Regions from separate parts of the Homo sapiens genome. Here region 2 is linked to region 1. The links are chromatin contacts, found by Hi-C in ENCODE. All regions are on one chromosome and are shown on one strand. The core of a region is the stretch at or near the end of the contact, and the rest is flanking DNA. Distances in the headings are between cores, read along the strand shown. Region 1 holds the start of PNPT1 (polyribonucleotide nucleotidyltransferase 1). Region 2 has its middle 25 kb from the start of PSME4.

Evidence for each region. Hi-C counts contacts between places; a loop is a spot of excess contacts on that map. Pooled maps may share reads with other maps.
Region 2: a loop to region 1 is called in a pooled map, with 4 times the contacts of the local background. The contact joins the enhancer-like site here to the promoter of PNPT1 in region 1. A Hi-C loop is called at or near these places in 2 of 50 pooled maps.

The regions. Positions count from the first base shown.
Region 1 is chr2:55,692,411-55,698,172 of GRCh38, forward strand. PNPT1 (polyribonucleotide nucleotidyltransferase 1) reads right to left here and starts at 1,434. Exons shown (of 28, transcript NM_033109.5): 1 at 1,253-1,434. The coding sequence starts at 1,413. RefSeq lists a silencer at 624-683 and enhancers at 1,254-1,373, 1,384-1,443, 1,474-1,623.
Region 2 is chr2:53,993,099-53,999,182 of GRCh38, forward strand. It overlaps a transcript of ACYP2 not described here. Among named protein-coding and RNA genes, the nearest start is that of PSME4, 25 kb to the left of the region's middle. Within about 2 kb of position 1,798, at least 5 of the 41 ENCODE cell types and tissues checked have a DNase peak (open chromatin) inside an H3K27ac peak, as active enhancers do.

The DNA.
Region 1 (5,762 bases), core at 184-2,683:
TGTATGAACTGGGGTCCAAATTTTTTCAAAGTACACGTAAAAAATTTAGATATATGAAGTTTGCATTAGCAATTCCATTTATTCTAAGAACGATTAAAGCAAACTTTTTTTTTAAAAAGCGGTCCCCTAAAAAAAAGTATGGGCTTTGTAAGCAAAAAACAGAAATTCAAAAACCACCTAGTCCCATAATACTAACTTTTTTATAGACTCTTAGAAAGTTATCTAACCTTTTTTGAGCCTCTGTAGTCTTAACTATAAAATGAGGGTAATAGTACCTTTACGACAGGTTTAAAAAGATTGCGAGGATCATATAACTGGCGTTCAAAAAACTGACTTTTCCTTTTCCTCCTAACCCAGGGTCATAGTGGTCACACTTTAGGCAATCAATTAGATTGGATGACATGATATCTTGTACTCCTAACTTCAAGTCATCCTTCCGTCTTAGCCTCCCAAAGTGCTGGGATTACAGGTGTGAGCGCCTGACCTTTTGCCATCTCTTTGCATCGATCTTTGCTTTTGTTTCTCTCTGTGTGTCTCCTTGCCTCTCTCCCTGTCACTGTCTCTCTCTCTCCCCTGCCTCCCTCTTGGTCTCTTTTTTTTGCTGTCTCTTTCTGATGACCTTGTTCCCATCTCTGTGCGTGTGTGGCTCTCTCCCTGTCCATCTCTTACCATCTCTGCCTTCCTCTCCCAGGTCTTAAACGAATATTTCCACAATGTCTGTGAACTGGACCTGGTGTTCAACTTCTACAAGGTAGGCTCCTGGTGAAGAGGAGGCTGAAGGAGCCCGAGGAGTGGGACGTGGGGGACCCGTGGTGCACTAGCCACCCGGAGCCTCTGCTGAGGTCTGTGTCCCAGCTCGAGGGGCATCAGAGCCCCAGCTTCCAGGGTCCGGGCCAGCATCCCGGGGGGCCTCGTCTCACCCACGTCAACTCGTTATTCCTAGGTGGAATGTTTCCCACTTAAGAGCCCAGTGGTCCCGGAAAGTAAAGAGATCGGAAGTCAGGTGGACGGACAGAGTCGGATGGAGCAAAGAAGCCCGGCACACACCAACAGAGAGAACGACATAGCGCGGGAAGGAGGGTCCGAGGAGACACATTCCAAACCCGGAAAGGGAAATTTGGAATTTAGGTTTAGGGTAAGGAGAGATTAAATAGAGCTGGGATACCGGGTTTCTACCCTGGGAGATGAATACGCTCAAGCTGGCTGGACAAGACACCTTATGACAATACAGTGAACGCACGTCACTCCTTACCTGTTGCCTAAGTCCACGGCCACAGCTCGAGACCCTGCGCTACTCCATAGTGCTCGCACTTGCAACTGGGTGAGTGCCCGATCCCGCCGTGGCAGAAGGAAAGGACCATCGCTCAGGGGCCGGAGCCGGAGGCACGAGCAGCAGTACCTGCAGGCCGCCATGACACCCGGCACGCGGTCAACGCAGGCTGTGCCCTGATTGGCTCACTCCGCAGACCGTGGGGCGGAGCCTGATGGAGTTTCGTTTCCGCGGTGCCCGAGGGACGCCGGGGTAACGGAAACCTTGGCCACCTTCTACGAAGACTAGAGAGGGTCAAACCTATCAGAACGCGATTATGTTGCAAACGATCTTTGTCTTTATGTGCCAACGAAAGGCAATTAGATAAATAAGGTTTTTGTGTGTGTACTATCGTAATTTAAAGGAGAAGTCCTAGAATAATGTAAATGTTTAATATGCAGAGTAAATTTATATTTACTTTTAATACTAGAAGTCATAGAACAACACATTATTATTATTTGGATCTGTGAACTAAGAATTAGAATTTGGGTGGTGGGCCTTGGAAAGAGATCTCCTTCTCCCCTTCTCCGCCCTGGTTTTTATTTTAAAAATTTCACATAGCAGATATGTTACTACAGCGATTTGTGTTAACCAATTTACAGTAAATTCATTTTTCATCGACTTGTAATTTTAGAAATCTTTATTGTCACTTCTGATTCATTTTCATTTCCATTGCTAATAATTAGCAATTTATATTTCTGTCCCTTTTGGTCGAACTCTTAAATGCAAAATGCCAGCTACTGTTTGAAGTAAATATTTTGTAAAATGAAAAAAAAAAGTTTTTGGGATTTGAAAAATTTTTAGAGAATGGATAAATTTCTTCCACCCCATTAATCCATTCTGTTAGAAATTCTTTATGTTTTTCCTTGAATGAACCAATGGGCATTTTCATATTATGATGTAAATTTTTTGTGTAAGGTGATAACCGCCTTACCCCAAAGAAAACCAAACAACAAAAACCCAACACTCATTCAAACACAGTTTTAAGAATTAAAAACGTTGGCTGGACGCTGTGGCTCACGCCTGTAATCCCAGCACTTTGGGAGGCCGAGGCGGGCGGATCACCTGAGTTCGAGACCAGCCTGACCAACACAGAGAAACCCCGTCTCTACTAAAAATACAAAACTAGCCGGGCATGGTGGCTTATGCCTGTAATCCCAGCTACTCGGGAGGCTGAGGCAGGGGAATCGCTTGAACCCGGGAGGCGGAGGTTGCAGTGAGCCGAGATCGCGTCATTGCAACAAGAGTGAAACTCGGTCTCAAAAAAAAAAAAAAAAAAAAAAAAAAAAAAAGTCCGGGCGCAGTGGCTCATGCCTGTAATCCCAGCACGCTGGGAGGCAGAGGCGGGTGGATCACGAGGTCAAGAGACCCAGGGCATCCTGGCCAACATGCTGAAACCGCGTCTCTACTAAAAATACAAAAATTAGCTCGGTGTGGTGGCGCGTGCCTGTAATCCCAGCTACTCCAGAGGCTGAGGCATGAGAATCGCTTGAATCCAGGAGGCGGAGGTTGCAGTGAGCCGAGATCGCGCCACTGCACTCCAGACCGAGACTCCATCTAAAAAAAAAAAAAAAAAAAAAAAAAATTAAAAATGTTGATCCGTGATGATTTAAAAAAGAAAAAAGAATGATGAGCTCTAAACAGACAAATGATTTGCTGGCAAAGCAGTTTTCTGACACCTTGCTTTCATGAGCTATTATTACTGATTTGGGATTTCCATTCCAATAGAGGGATTACCATTAACTTTGTTTACAGATTTTTAGTGTTAAAGCAGTTTTTGCGTCTCCTCCCTTTTACTTTACCTTGAGTTGCCACAGAGTTTTCCAGACCAATCTATTGAAATCTCTCATGAAGATAAATCTCTCAGAAAACCTACTTGCCACAATTGAACATGACTTTTGATTTATAGAGTAAGAATACAAAATCATCTTTTTGTTAATATACTTAATTACTATGTAATCATTTTCATTTGGGCAGTATTGCCTAATAGTTTAGAGCATAGACTTGGAGTTAGTCCCAGCTGGTTCCAATCTTGTCTCTGTTAATTACCAGTTGTGTGACTCTAGCTCTCTGAGCCTCAGTTTCCCCATAAAAACAGATAGTAATATGAATCTAATAGGGTTTTTGTAAGGATTAAAAGTGTCGGCCGGGCGCGGTGGCTCACGCCTGTAATCCTAGCACTTTGGGAGGCCGAGGCGGGTGGATCATGAGGTCAGGAGATTGAGACCATCCTGGCTAACAAGGTGAAACCCCGTCTCTACTAAAAATACAAAAAATTAGCCGGGCGCGGTAGCGGGCGCCTGTAGTCCCAGCTACTCGGGAGGCTGAGGCAGGAGAATGGCGTGAACCCGGGAAGCGGAGCTTGCAGTGAGCCGAGATTGCGCCACTGCAGTCCGCAGTCCGGCCTGGGCGACAGAGCGAGACTCCGTCTCAAAAAAAAAAAAAAAAAAAAAAGTGTCAGATGATATAATAGTACCTAGCACATTGTCAACACTCAATAAATGGTAAATTTAGCTTTCATCCAGCCTTTTCGTTTTTTTCAAGACAGAGTTTTGCTCTTGTTGCCCAGGCTAGAGTGCAGTGGCGTGATCTCAGCTCACTGCAACCTCCGCCTCCGGGGTTCAAGTGATTCCCCTTCCTCAGCCCTCCCAAATAGCTGGGATTACAGGTGCCTGCCACCATGCCTGGCTAATTTTTTGGATTTTTAGTAGAGATGGGGTTTCATCATGTTGGCCAGGTTGGTCTTGAACTCCTGACCTCAGGCAATCCACCCGCCACGGCCTCCCAAAGTGCTGGGATTACAGGCATGAGCCACCGCGCCCAGGCTTATCCAGACTTTTCTTAATTCTTCCTCCAGTTTCCAGGTATTCTGAACATTTTTCTCTTCTTCAGAACTCCTTGAACTCCTTGAATCGGTTAGCTTTTATCCAGCCAGAAGTGATGGAAAGCAGCATTTACCTATTAAGAATCCCCCACCCCCATTTCCTCACACAAATCTGATATAATTCAAATAGTAGTAATTGGATAGTAAACTCAAAAGCAAATGTAGGCACTAAAATCTTGCAGCAGAGCTTTATTATGAAGATATAGATGATACAGAATGCGTTTATATGTTTATATTAAGCATTTTTAGATTAGCGTAGAAAGAAAAATATAATAAGTTTAAATTCTTGTAGTTGTTACTACTGAAGCTATAATCCGTGAGGTTCAGTCTGAGATGTTATTCTGCAAGTAGAGTTATGTCAAGTGTAGTTCAACAGCCAAAATATAATTTAAAAGGGATTTATTTACCTATGACTGCTGAAGGACATTAAAAATGATCCAACTTAAATCCACCAGCAACTTCTCAGATCTCCTTTTCCCTTTTCTTCAAACTCTGATGAACCTGCATCAAAACAGTTAATACCACTGCATGTTCTGAATAAGCAACTACGTTAAGTAAAACACCATTGCATTAAATTATGCTTAACTACTTTTTTTTTTTTTGAGATGGAGTCTTGCTCTGTTGCCCAAGCTGGAGTGCAGTGGCACAATCTTGGCTCACTGCAACCTCCACCTCCTGGGTTCAAGCAATTCTCCTACCTCAGCCTCCCAAGTAGCTGGGACTACAGACGTGCGCCACCGCGCCCAGCTAATTTTTGTACTTTTAATAGAGACAGGGTTTCACCATGTTGGCCAGGCTGATCTCCAACTCCCACCCTCAGGTGATCTGCCTGCCTTGGCCTCACAAAATGCTGGGATTACAGGCGTGAGCCACAGAGCCCGGCCCTTTAACTATATTTTAATTTAGTTTGTAGTTTAGTTTAGACAGGATATACATTTATATTGCTTTTATGACTAAAAGCTGTAACAATATGGAAGTTATATTTTGTTATATAGTAACATTATAATTAAAAGTATCAGCAGTCCCTGAAGTGTTCAGGAAAAAATTCTTCTCTTGAAAGAATGTAGCCTACTCAACTTTAAGAAAGTCTGTGCTACACCGCTACCAGAAGGATCTTCTTTCTCAATCACAAATAGAATTGTGTCTCCATCCTGATTAAATTTTTTCAGTGGCTTCCTAAATCTTTAAGGATAAAATTTAAACTGCTTTGTATAGACTATAAGCTTTTCCTTTCCTATTGGCCTCATCAACTTTTTCTTACTACCCTGTTTCCTTCCCTTCCTCTTTTCACTTTATACTCCAAGTAAACTGAACTGCTTGTTCCCTTGCAATACTTCTCCTGCATCTGTGGCTTTGCAGGTATGATTCTCTGTGCTTGGCACACACTCCTCACATGCATCAATCAAACAAACTCAGTCTTCAGTACTATCCTCTTTACTTCCCTAGGCAGACTTATGGATACAATCTATGTCTGTCCTTCCACTTTATTAATGTATTTATGTAGTTATTAATTCATCTGTGCAAGTGAATGTGGGAATAGGTATTGCATAGTGGTTAAAAGTGCTGGCT
Region 2 (6,084 bases), core at 548-3,047, 1.7 Mb before region 1:
GGCAGGCTGAGGCACGAGAATCGCTTGAACCCAGGAGGCAGAGGTTGCGGTGAGCCGAGATGGCACCACTGCACTTCAGCATGGGCGACAGAGGTTGACAAGAAAAGGTTTTTGCTTTGTTTCGCTTTCTCAGATGAGAGATGCTAGCCCATCTTTGGGATCAGAAATCAGAAGTTATTAGAAAGAGAGAGATGATGGTGTGGAGAAGGAAGGATTAGATCCAAAGGGCAGGAGTGAAATGAAGGAAGGAGGGACACTCCCACTGTTGAAACTGGAAGGAAGAAAAAAAAAGTACAGGTGCAGATTGAATCATAGATTTGGGAATCAGGCCGGGCGTGGTGGTTCAAGCCTGTAATCCCAGCGCTCTGGTGGGCAGATCACCTGAGGTCAGGAGTTCCAGACCAACCTAGCCAACGTGGCGAAACCCCATCTCTACTAAAAATACAAAATTAGCTGGGTGTGGTGGTGGGCATCTGTAGTCTCAGCTCCTCGGGAGGCTGAGGCACAAGAATCGCTTGAACCTGGGAGGCAGAGGATGCAGTAAGCCAAGATCATGCCACTGCACTCCAGCCTGAGCGACAGAGTGAGGGAAAAAAAAGGATGAAAAAAAAAAAGATTTGGGAATCAAAAGATAAGCTATTTCTGGTAGTCTCTATTTTCCCGGAGAAGTAGGCAACACCCTCAGTTGGGAGTAGAGGGTTGTGGAAAAGACGTGGAAGTTCAGAGAAAAAAAGTAGAAAGTTGAGAATTTGTAAAGTAAGGAAGAAAATAATTTGGGAAAGAGGATGTATAATATAGGAAACTGGGCCAGGCACGGTGGTTCACGCCTGTAATCCCAGCGCTTTGGGAGGCCGAGGAGGGTGGATCACCAGGTCAAGAAGTTGAGACCATCCTGGCTAACACAGTGAAACCCCGTCTCTACTAAAAATCGTACAAAATATTAGCCAGGCGGCTGGGCGTAGTGGCTCACGCCTGTAATCCCAGCACTTTGGGAGTCCAAGGCGGGCGGATCCCGAGGTCAGGAGATCGAGACCATCCTGGCTAACACGGTGAAAACCCTTCTCTACTAAAAATACAAAAAATTAGCTGGGCGTGGTGGCAGGCGCCTGTAGCCCCAGCTACTCGGAAGGCTGAGGCAGGAGAATGGCCTGAACCCAGGAGGCGGAGCTTGCAGTGAGCAGAGATCGCGCCCCTGCACTCTAGCCTGGGTAACAGAGCAAGACTCCGTCTCAAAAAAAAAAAAAAAAAAAAAAACGAAAAAAAACAAAATATTAGCCAGGCATGGTGGCACGTGCCTGTAGTCCCAGCTACTCGGGAGGCTGAGGCAGGAGAATCACTTGAACCCAGGAGGTGGAGGTTGCAGAGAACCAAGATTGCACCACTGCCCTCCAGCCTGGGTGACAGAGTAAGACTCAGAAAAAAAAAAAAAAAAAAGAGGAAACTGGCAGGAAAGAGGTCATGCTGGGGTGGACTATGAGAGGCAATAATTCGAAATTATATCGTGGAAATGCTTCAACCTCTACCAAGACCTACTTCAAAAGGAAAATCTTGTGTTGAGTAGCAGTTAAAAATGGAATAAGATATCAGACCTTCAACCAAATAGTTCTTAATAGCTCAAAACTACTATAGGATAGCAATTTTATTCCCAAATTATTCTAGAACTGAATATCTGAAACTCAGTGACCAAAAGCCAGTCAACCAATCTTCCACAGCCTAATACACACACATAAAATATACCTCTGGCATTACATTATAACTTCCCCCATCAAACAAAACAGGAAGAGTGGTTATGTTGGGCTGATAGTGTAAGATGGTCTGTCATGTAGCGTTTCCGTTATATTCTGAATTTGAGTTGGTATACCATGTGACAGTTCTTTATATATATGTTTTCAACACCGCTATGACAAGAGTGTCTTTCTGTTTTTGCGTCAGTGTCTCATGAAAAGAAGACATAAAGAATATTCAAAAGAAATTTTAAGAATCTTTGTTATCTGAAGGTCGTATCTTTAGTGCATGTTCTGTCTCTCATAGTTGCTAAACTCTAGCTGCAGCTCTTCTCTCAGAGAACTGCTCTGTCCTGCCCATCTATCCCATTATGACTTTCAGTTGTGAGATGAAGATATCTGTTTGAGAAAAAAAATTGGTTCCTCTAAATAGAGAAATGTCCAAATAGCTACTTTAGTCTCTTCTTTAATCTCAAGTTACATCAGAGAAAAGATTTCAGCATGTATAAAACATCCATATCTACAGTGACCTTGGTGTTTTTCTCAATGCATAAATCATCACATTTCTTCATTTTCTAGTGCATGAAATAATTAAACTTAAAATATCTTCTTTAATTCTAGACACAATTAATTCAATGCTATTATTTTTTATTTATTTATTTATTTTTTATTTATTTATTTATTTATTTATTTATTTTTGAGACAGAGTCTCTTTCTGTTGCCCAGGCTGGAATGTAGTGGCATGATCTCAGCTCACTGCAACCTCCGCCTCCTGGGTTCCAGGGATTTCCAGCTAATTTTTTTATTTTTAGTAGAGACAAGGTTTCATCATGTTGGCCAGGCTGGTCTCAAACTCCTGACCTCAAGTGATCTGTCTGCCTCGGCCTCCCAAAGTGCTAAGATTACAGGTGTGAGCCAGCTCGCCTGGCCTCAATACTATTAATTTTTTACTTATGTAAATTTTGTAGGGTGTAACTTCCCACATATTTCCAAAGCGTTTTTATATTTAACACTAAAGACCCACAATGGGCTGGGCACGGTCGTTCACGCCTATAATCCCAGCACGTGGGGAGGCCGAGGCGGGCGGATCACCTGAAATCAGGAGTTTGACACCAGCCTGGCCAACGTGGTGAAACCCTGTGTCTACCAAAATTACAAAAAATTAGCTGGGCTTGGTGGTGGATGTCTGTAATCCCAGCTACATGGGAGGCTGAGGCAGGAGAATTGCTTGAACCTGGGAGGTGGAGATGGCAGTCAGCCTAGATTGTGCCACTGCACTCCAGCCCGGGCAACAAGAGCGAAACTCTGTCCCCACCACCCAAAAAAAAAAAGACTCACAATGTACAAACGGCTATTCTAGGCATAGTTGGTTCTAAGAGAATAAGATTCCTTGATAGATACATCCAGCTTTTCTATTTAGAGTTGTGTAGTTTTGGGTCCTTCAGGAAGCAGACACTGAAATAAAGTTGGAAGTGCAAGAAGTGTAGGGGGTGGAATGGTGATGGGGATGTACACCTATGAGAGATAAAAAAGGAGGATGGAGGATTGGGTAAAGAAAGCCTTCAGATCTGGATGCTGATCTGATATCTGTGAAAGGAAAGAGGGGAGTAAAGAGGATTGGGCCAGGAGAGCCTGAGACTTTGATATATATTGAGCAAAGTCTCAGCCTACTTAATGGGGAGATGAAGAGCAAAGATTGCCTGTTAAGAGAAGTTTTGCAATGGGTAGAACTGGTCCTGTTAATGCTGCCATGATCAGCCACTGGTATGGGCTGCCTGGGAAGATCATAACCTCAGCTTGCTGTGGTAGATTCCAAAGGTGCTGCAGCTGATGGCCATTAGCTAAGTGTATTCTTTCAGCTAAAAGGAGATCCAAGCAATGTACTTTCATGCCTGCTACATCAGCTGTGCCCCTTTTGCTAATATTGCTCTCCTCATGCATTTCAGATCTATGCTTCACAAGTACAGAGCACAGACTGTTGCACTGTCTCCTAATTCTTCTTCTTTGACCATTCCCTCATCTCTGTATTAAATACTTTTAGCAGATTAATCTTTCTAAAAGATCATTTTTACCTTGTCAGTCTTTTGCTCAAAAATGTTGCGTCTCCCTATTATGTACAAAATAAAGCCCAGACTATTTAGGCTGATACTCAAGGCTGACACACGACTAGCCCCAATCTACCATTCTGTTTTTATATAACTTTGTGTCCTCTGTGGTCAACATATGTGGAACCTATTCACTATCTCCCCAATATTCGTTTGTATTTACAGATCTCTTGTTGCTCACATAATACCTTCTACCCCATTTGACAAACCATTCTCTCTTCTATCTACCTATCAAAACCAAACCTATCTTTGAAGGATTACATTTACTCTCCTATAGAAAGTATGGTAGGTATACTATAGTACAGTATAGTATTGACCCTTCCTCAGAAGTATATCAATATGTCTCGCCCTTGTTCATATTTTTCCTTCTTTTTAAAATTATTATTATTGTTTTTTGAGACAGAGTTTTGTTCTGCTGCCCAGGCTGGAGTGCAGTGGTGCAATCTCAGCTCACTACAACCTCTGCCTTCCGGCTTCAAGTGATTCTCATGCCTCAGCCTACTGAGTAGCTGGGACTATAGGCATGCACCACCAAGCCCGGCTAATTTTTGTATTTTTAGTAGAGAGAGGGTTTCACCATGTTGGTCAGGCTGATCTCGAACTCCTGACCTCAGGTGATCCACTCTCCTCGGCCTCCCAAAGTGCTGAGACTATAGGTATGAGCCACCGCACCCGGCCATATTTTTCCTTCTTTTAGTACTCAAGTTTTAATGAGGACATATCTCTTTTTCAGCTCTATGTCATTTCCTTTGGTGTAATAGGAGCACAGTGTTTATACTTAGCAACTACTCCATGACTGAATTAAGAGATAGATGGGGAATAGATTAAGAAGCCACTACAGAATTGCAAAAAATAAAATAAAATAAAGTGAGTTAAAATGTCAGGGTAATATAGGAAAATACATTGGGAAATGAAAAAACACTCCATGTGACTGTTTCACGGAAATGAATGACCCTCTTCCTCTTCTGTTTCTTTCTTAGGTAAAGACTAGGGCAGAATTCTATACCCAAGGTTCAGACCTATTGAGGCTATTTATGAATAGACTTTGGTGGTGTTTGCTGATCAAAAACTCTTTGAAATGTATAAAAAAACTTGTATACACGTGTATTTGCATTTTTTCTAGGAATAGGATCTGTCTCTTTTATCTGAGTTTCAAGGGGTCTGTGATCATAAAAGGATTTAAAACAACTTGACCAGAATTTGGGGCCTTAGAAGAGAGGTCAAGTAGTGTTGAACAAGATTTGGCAAGTAGTAGGTCACTGGTAATCTTAAAGAAAATAGATTCTGAAGAATGAAGAAAGCAGAAGCCCATGTCCCCAGGAATTGAAGAGTGAGTGGGTGGTGAGGATGTGGAGGTAGCCGATACAGACTTTTCCTCCCAGAAATGTATCAGTGAATGAGAATAAATCTGTATGATAACTTAAGCAACTATAGGATCAGGGGAAGGGTTTTGTTTGGATGGGAGATACTTGAGCATATTAACAGAAAAAGTGAAAGAGGATGATTAATAAACGAATTGGTTGGGAAAGTGTCTGGGTAGTCTGGATTTATGCTGTGGCAACAGACCCAAAATATTAGTGACTTAACACATAAAAGTTTATTTCCAGCTGGGCACAGTGGCTCATGCCTGTAATCCCAGCACTTTGGGAGGCTGAGAGGGGTGGATCGTTTGAGCCCAGGGGTTCAAGACCAGCCTGGGCAACATAGGAAGACCCCCAGTGCTACTAAAAATACAAAAATTAGCTGGGCATGGTGGCCTCCACCTGTATTCCCAGCTGCTTGAGAGGCTGAGGATGGAGGATGGCTTGAGCCTAGGAGGCAGAGGTTGCAGTGAGCCAAAATTGCACCACTGTACTCCAGCCTGGAGGACTGGGTTTAAAAAAAAAGAAAAGAAAAAAATTTCCCTTCTAATGCAAACTCAAGTAGAGACTGCTGCCCTCCATGCTGAGATTCACGAATCCAGGCTGTTTCATTCTTTGGGCTCTCTGTTCATGACTGAAGGGGAAGAGACTAGAGTCATGTGGAGGGATCCCACGGCCACTGTTCTGAAGTGACACCTGTTACTTCCATGCAAGTTTCATTAGTGAGAACTTGTCACATGGCCATGCTTAATTGTTGGGGAAGGGTAGGCAACTGTAAAGGAAATACAAAAAAGGATGTGGGAGGATATAATTATCTCTGCTACATAAAGGGATTAAGAAAAAAAGTAAAAGGAATTCTGGGCAGTTGGCAGTGGCACAGTTTTTTAATAGCCC